Regions from separate parts of the Mus musculus genome. Here region 2 is linked to region 1. Evidence: chromatin contacts called from ENCODE Hi-C or POLR2A ChIA-PET data. All regions are on one chromosome and are shown on one strand. The core of a region is the stretch at or near the end of the contact, and the rest is flanking DNA. Distances in the headings are between cores, read along the strand shown. Region 1 holds the start of Zfp119a (zinc finger protein 119a). Region 2 holds the start of Sh3gl1 (SH3-domain GRB2-like 1).

Evidence for each region. A loop is a pair of places that touch in the nucleus more often than their neighbours do. ChIA-PET counts read pairs that join two places held with the same protein, here RNA polymerase II (POLR2A).
Region 2: a loop to region 1 is called in a map of adrenal gland, with 6 times the contacts of the local background. The contact joins the promoter of Sh3gl1 here to the promoter of Zfp119a in region 1. A Hi-C loop is called at or near these places in 1 of 37 maps with a recorded cell type or tissue (adrenal gland). POLR2A ChIA-PET finds 5 or more read pairs at or near these places in 1 of 5 experiments (Patski).

Annotation. Positions count from the first base shown.
Region 1 is chr17:55,877,038-55,880,874 of GRCm38, reverse strand. Zfp119a (zinc finger protein 119a) reads left to right here and starts at 1,922. Exons shown (of 4, transcript NM_144546.6): 1 at 1,922-2,015. The coding sequence starts at 2,013.
Region 2 is chr17:56,034,786-56,038,487 of GRCm38, reverse strand. It overlaps Sh3gl1 (SH3-domain GRB2-like 1), which reads left to right and starts at 1,851. Exons shown (of 10, transcript NM_013664.3): 1 at 1,851-2,073. The coding sequence starts at 2,029.

The DNA of each region.
Region 1 (3,837 bases), core at 673-3,172:
AGCAAACCAATAGCCAACATCAAACTAAATGGAGAGAAACTTGAAGCAATCCCACTAAAATCAGGGACTAGACAAGGCTGCCCGCTCTCTCCTTACCTATTCAATAAAGTACTCGGAGTCCTAGCCAGAGAATTAGACAACAAAAGGAGATGAAAGGGATACAAGTTGGAAAGGAAGAAGTCAAAATATCACTATTTGCAGATGATAATGATATTACACTTAAGTGACCCCAAAAATTCTACCAGAGAACTCCTACAGCTGATAAACAACTCCAGCAAGGTGGCTGGATATAAAAGGAACTCAAACAAATCAGTAGCCTTCCTGTACTCAAATGATAAACAGGCTGAGAAAGAAATTAGGGAAATGACACCCTTCACAATAGTCACGGTACTATTACATACCTTAGTGTGACTCTAACCAAGCAAATGAAAGATCTGTATGACAAGAACTTCGAGTCCCTGAAGAAAGAAATGGAAGATCTCAGAAGATGGAATGATCTCCCATGCTCATGGATTGGCAGGATTAATATAGTAAAAATGGCCACCTTGCCCCATACAATCTACCGAGTCAATGTAATCCCCATCAAAATTCCAACTCAATTCTTCACACAGTTAGAAAGAGCAATTTGCAAATTCATCTGGAATAACAAAAAAAGTAAAACAAAACGAAACAGGATAATGAAAACTATTCTCAATGATAAAAGAAATTCTGGGGGAATTCACTATCCCTGACCTCAAGCTGTATTACAGAGCAATAGTGATAAAAACTGCATGGTATTGGTATAGAGACCGGCAGGTAGATCAATGGAACAGAATTGAAGACCCAGAAATGAACCCACACACCTATGGTCACTTGATCACACCCTGGTCACCTCCCCTTTGGGGGCCAGAATAGTTGGTGTTTGGGTTCATAGACCAAGCTGGTTTAAACTTTTTTTTTTTGGAGACAGGATTTCTTTGTGTATCCTCCCTGGCTGTCCTGGAATTACTAGGCTTAAACTTTTGATGTCCTGACTCCACTTCCCAAGTGCTGGCATAATGAGCCAGTGCAACCACTAAAGGCTGGGAATGTGTTAGTGTTTTGGCTACCAGTGTTTAGCTGAAAGAAGTGTGAGCAATTTAGATGAGTCTTTTTAAAAATGGATGATGCCTGGTGAATATCAACCAGGAGGTTTAAATTTGACCTGGATAGTCTGGATGCTCTTTTGGCTGTGAGGCAGGTGGATCACTCCACTTGAGGTTGTTTAGTGATCTGTGTATGCTAGAGACCTTGTGCCTAGATTAAGGAGCCTCCTGAGTGCAGCAGAGCAGGGACGACTGTGCAGTCCTGCTGTTAGGAAACATAATGGAGTGAGGTGAAGTAGCTTTGGCAGATCGAGCTGAAGTGTGTCCTGAGAAATTACGCCATGCATCTGGTGTAAAAAAGCTTTATTGGGGGGTGGGGGTTGGGGGACTGAGGTCCTGGCGAAGGGACAGAGGCAGAGAAGTGGGCATATGACAGGCAGAGAGAGAAAGGAGCGCACACCGGGAACAGAGAGACGGCCTGCCGAGTAGGGAGAGAGCTCCGGTGGCTGGTGGGTGGATACATTCATCCTGAAACAGACCGGGCGCGCCTGATGGCATCGGCAGGTGATGGCATCTGATGACAGAAGTCTCTGCTAGGTCCCCGAGAGTAGGCTTGTGGACCTGCCTGTACGCTAACAGGCGCAAGTTCTATGGCAATGCCTGTCTCTCCGCGTCTGAGACAGTTCTGTGCCTGAGCGGACACCAGGACTGGGAACCACTGTGCTGTGATACTTCACAGCCCTCGGTGACTAGGGGAGCTGTCACTCATTCCTTACTAGCCAATCACGGCCGCATGGATCCGCTAGCCAGAATGGGGAGAGCACTTCCGTTCCCTAATACTAAAGGTTCGGGCTCGGGTCTGAGGGAGGCTCTTGTGGTTCCGTGTCCTGGTCTGCCACCCGCTGCCGGGAGCTGTGAGGAGAGCGGGGCGAGCTCGGTCTCCACGCCATGGTGAGCGGGGCCGCCGTCCCCACGCGGGGAGGAGCCTTGGGAGACTGTGTGGGGTTCCTCCCGGGGTGCGGGAACCGGCGGTCAGACTCGCCGCCCGGCGTGATTGCGTTTGTTCACCTGAGGTCCCTGCACCTCCGGAGCGGAAGCCGGACGTCTGACTTCGATCCCGGGCTGCGCCTGCGCAGAGTGTGGGGCGCGGGTCCTGGAGTGAAAACATCCTTGTTGCTGACGTCACCATGCAGTGAGCGCCTCAGCTGCTTTTCCTGTGTCCAGGGAAGGCAGATGTGCTGACATGGAGAACCCTAGTTTCTCCGGTGTCTTCTACAAGTTCTGCACTTGGCACCTGAGGTTCTGATGTATGATCCGTCCGCAGTTAATTCTGTGCAGATGCAAAGTGTTTGCCATCGACACAGACTTGTAGATGCCTTGACCGTCCAGTAACGTGTGTTAGTAAGGCCAGGCTCACTGGGTTTCCTGGCCTCTTTCATCAACATTTACTCTATTTTAGTTGTGTGTTTTTTTTTCTTTTCTTTCTAAATTTTCTCTCATGTTCTGTTGATCTCTATTCTTTCCCAGGAAGTACTGTGCAGGCAGGTTTTCCCGGTTCTCTGAGAGAACTGGGTGGGGAGGGAAACAAGGGATAATAGCGAGCAATCAGAGAAAAGATACACACTTAAACCTGAGTTTGCAGGCCTCCAATTGTTTAATTTCTTCTTAGACAAGTTAGGGAAGGTTATTTTAAGGAAGCCTGTAACCCCTCTAGAGGAGTTAGTGTAGAGGAGTAAAGCTTTGTTCTCTTTATTTACTAAGACCAAACCTTCCTTGTTAGTTAGAAAAGACCTGTTCTGTCCCATAGTAAGGAGAAGTCTGCCTGCTCCTTCTGCTCTCTGCAGCTCTTTTTTTTTTCTCTTCCCTCTGCATTCTGTACATTGCTCTCATAGTTGTTTTTTTTTTTTTTTATGTTATCTATGGTTTCTAAGTTGTTCCACTCTGTATTCTCCTTCTAATCTTGCTCTCTCTTTCTGTTCAGATGTCACAAAAATGCTCTTATTCTCATTGCCTATATGATTTGATTTATGCCCCACAGGGTTGCCTTGGTCCAATCTTTCCTTCTTTGTAAAGGAAAAGTGTATTCTGAGCCCATGCATGTTGAGAAGTTATACTTTTTGTTTATTTTGATTTATAGAATTTGTATATTTTGAGTTTATATGATGTCAAAGTCAAGAGATTGCCCTTAGTATTCGACGAAACTTTAGACATTTAAACAGTGTTGGGACTGTGATATAATATGGAGATCTTTGAAATGAGAATAATTACATTTTGAATTATTGCTAGACTAGGAGCCTGTGATGGTTTGAATATGCTTGGCCCGTGGGAAGTGGCACTATTAGGAGGTTAGAGCCTCATCGGAAGAGGTGTGGCCTTGTTAGAGGAAGAGTGTGACTAAGAGGGTAGGCTTTACGGTCTGCTACAGCTCAAGCTTCACCCAGTGTAGAGAGCCTTTTCTTAGCTGCCTGTGGAAGAAAGTCTCCTGGTTGCAATTGGATCAAGGTTTAGAACTCTCAGCTCCTCTAGCGCCCTGTCTGCCTGCAGGCTGCCATGCTTTCTGCCATGATGATAATGGACTGGATCTCTGAAACTGTAAGTCAGCCCCAGTTAAATGTTTCATTTTATACAAATTGCTTTGGTTATGGTGTCTCTTCACAGCAACAAGACCCTGATTAAGAGAGAAGTTGGTACCAGGGACTAGGGTATTGCTGTGATAGGCCTAACCATACTTTTGTTTGGATGAATTCAAATTTTGGATCTTTGGGTTTGTAAA
Region 2 (3,702 bases), core at 602-3,101, 160 kb before region 1:
ACCCTAGCCATTTTCCTGTGTCTGCTTTAGGATTTATTTACTCATTACCTCCATTCATTATTAATCTCCAGGTCATGCTTGCCTGGTCTGTAACTGGTTATGTAGTCCAGACTGGCCGCAAACTCGGAGACCCATCTGCTCTGCTTCTCAGGGGCTTGGGTTAAAGGTGTGTGCATTGCCACACCTGGCATATTCTATATAGTTTTTGAAATTTGTAACAGTTGATAGAAGGGTTAAGGTACATATGTCAACCTGGGGAGACTTCATTGAAGAGATATTGTCTTAGTTAGGGTTTTACTAATGTGAACAGACATCATGACCAAGGCAACTCTTATAAGAACAACGTTTAGGGGGCTGGAGAGATGGCTCAGCGGGTAAGAGCACTGATTGCTCTTCCAAAGGTCATGAGTTCAAATCCCAGCAACCACATGGTAGCTCACAACCATCCTTAATAAGATCTGATGCCCTCTTCTGGTGTGTCTGAAGACAGCTACAGTGTACTTAGATATAATAATAAAATAAATCTAAAAAAAAAAAAACAATGTTTAATTGGGACTGGCTTACAGGTTCAGAGATTCAGTTCATTATCATCCAGGCGGGAACATAGCAATATCCAGGCAGACATGGTGAAGGTGGAGCTGAGAGTTCTACATCTTCATCTGAGGGCTGCTAGCAGAATACTGGCTTCCAGGCAGCTAGGATGAGGGTCTTAAAGCTCACACCCACAGTGACACACCTACTCCAGCAGGGGCACAACTTCTAATAGTGCCACTCCCTGGTCTGAGCATATACAAGCCATCACAGATATCATTCAATTAGAGTCCTCTTTCTGTCTTAATGATGAGAGGAAGCTCACTGCAGGGCTAATGCGCAAAAAAGCAATGATGTCCTATAGCTGGTACATGACAGGAATGAACCAATGGAACTCGAAATAGGAGATAGCTACAGTCTGAGCGAACTATTTTGAAAATATGTTTCTAGTGGGGCTCATTGGTGCACACCTGTGATTTAGCACTTGGGACGTGGAGGAGCTTGGACAGGAGTTCAAGGTCATCCTTGGTTATACAGTAAGTTTGAGGCTTAGCCTGGGTTATGCAATATCTGCTCTGAAATAAAGTTATGAAGAAGGAAATAAAGGACTCTCTTTTCTAGTTGTATCCTCAGCGATTTATTAGAAGGGAGACACTGAAGGAAGGACCCCAGAGAGAAGGCTGGTGGCGTGTTAGCATTTGGGCCTCTGCCGGGATTAAAGGCGTACATGCATCACCACTGGCATACCTCATATTAATTTTTAAGTTATGGGTATATATGTGACCCGGTGTACTTGAGAGCAGTTGAAGGAGGCCAGGAAAGGGCTGTGACCCGGAGCTGGAGTTACAGACAGCTAGCTATGAGCAAGCAGCCTGATGTGGATGCGAGGAACTGAACTCCCGATGTCAGCCAGGGCAGCAAGCACTTTTACCTGGAGAACCAACCGTTCCTCTAGCCCCTAAGATATTCCATTTTACCTCGCTTTGTCTTTATTACACTCTCGCTGGCAAATTCCGCTCCGCTTTCTCCACGCACAAATAAAATATTAATTAATTAAAACTGACTTTTGGCTTTATATCTACTCCTGGACTCTAGAGGGAGCTGCATCATGCGTACACGCGCACGTACACAGATTTCTGGCCTCTCTAGGCGCCCCCTCATCTCGTTGGTGTGGGAGGGTTTCCGCCGTTCCTCCCCCGGCAATGCTCTTTCTGTCCTCCAGGGGGCGCGCACGCGCAGAGAGGCGGAGCGCGCGCAGATGCCGTTGTAGGGTGGGGTGAGGCGATATGGGGGCGTCACCGGAAGTGTGCGGTTGCCATGTAATATCCCGGCCGCGCGTGCGCGCTAGCCGGCCGAGGTGGCTTCGGGGCGGGGGCGCAGAGCTGGCAAGCTGATTTGGCGGTGGCGGCGCCGACCTGCGCGCGGAGGAAAGAAGTCGGTTCGGCGGCGCCGGCGGAAACCGGAGTTCGAGCGGGAGGCCTGACGGCGGCAGGCGGCATGTCGGTGGCGGGGCTGAAGAAGCAGTTCTACAAGGCGAGCCAGGTGAGGCGAGGCCAGGCGATCTGGTCTCGGGCCTGCCTTTGGGGACCGCAGACGAGCCGAGCTGGCTTCCCTTGGGCTAGCGGGGAAGGGGAGACCGGGTCCCCGTGCTTTGAAGAGGGACACCGGGTGTGCGCGTCTAGGCGGCTTTCAGAAAGCTCTGGAGGGCCGGCGAAAGGGCTTCATTGAGAGGGGCTTGCCGCCAGGCTTTACAACGTAAGTTCGATTCCTGGGATCGCAGCATGGAAGGCAAGCCCCCCCCCCCCCAAAGTCTCCAGGCTATGCTTCCGAGACTCTCACCACATAGCCTCAGGCCACAGAAAATGTTTGTCTAGGTTGATATCCAAAAAAACCAAGTCCACACAGGGCTTAAAAAATAATCAGTGTCCCATTCTTCTTTTCCCTCTCCGGTGTCTGTAAGACGGATTGAAAAAAAAAAAACCTAAAAAACCAAAAACAAACATTCTCGCTCACTGGGTGTTATACATCATTAATCCCTGCACACTTGAGGCAGTCAGGTAAGCAGATCTCTGAGTTTGAGGCCAGCCAGGGTTACGTAACATAAGGAGACCCTGTCTCAAAAATGAAAGAAAAATCTCTTGGTAGACACTGTGGCAAGTTGAAAAGAGACAGTGAAAAGTAATTTTCCAGGCTTCTGCAGTTTACAAAATGTGTCAGGTTTGTGTCCCTATTTCTAAAACATATGTATGCTTCTTTGAAAGATACGTTTTTGTTGGCTGTACCATACTATAGATTCCTATAGGTACTTGGTGGTTTGGGTTTAGTGTTTAATCGATCCGATCATGACTCTGAACTGAAATTCTCCTTTCTGGTTGTGTTGACATTCAGGAGTTCTGTAGGGTGGGCATCCTGGCCTCCGTTGTATAAACATTGAGAACCCTACCCCAGGCAGGCAGGCGCTCCTTTCAGACATCCTATAGTGTAATGTCCCTCTGGAACTTTTGGGGGGTTTTTTGAGGCCAAGTTTTGCTCGTAGTCCAGGCTGGCCCAGAATTTTCCATCTTCCTGCCTCTCAGGCGCTGGGATGACAGGATACCTTTGTGTGTTGAAGGTTTTATATTTGCCTTGAACTCCTGGGCTCAAGTGAGCCTGTTCCCTCAGCTCTGTCAGGTTTCTGCTTGAGAAAACCCTTGTTGTCTCATCTCTGTCTCAGTCAGGCCAGAGTGGCCTCATAGTCATTATCCTCCCGCCTCTGCCTCCCGGTGCTGAGTTACAGATGTTTGTCACCAAACCTCAGTGGCCAGAAGTTCGTGACTGAGTTTTCTCCTGTCTGTTTTGAGTTTCTTTTCTTCTGCCTTTTCCTCCAGGTTGCTAGATCGATTGTGCTCGCGAGTGCGCTCTCTCTTTCTCTCTCGTTTGATGGATGTTTGCTGGGGTTGGAGCCCAGGACCTCAACCACACTGGCAACAGCTCTACCCTGAGCCATGACCTCAGCTTGACATGCATTTTACATGGGACACTGCTGGAAAGCCTGGCAGGCCTGTAACCCCAGGCCCTCTGGCCGCTGAGGCAGGAGGATCAAAAGCCAAGTGAGTTCCAAGTGAAGCCTGTGGAGCCAGCTTGGCTGCTATGTCTGATACCCTAGAGGTCACCAGGGTTGATGCTAGTGTG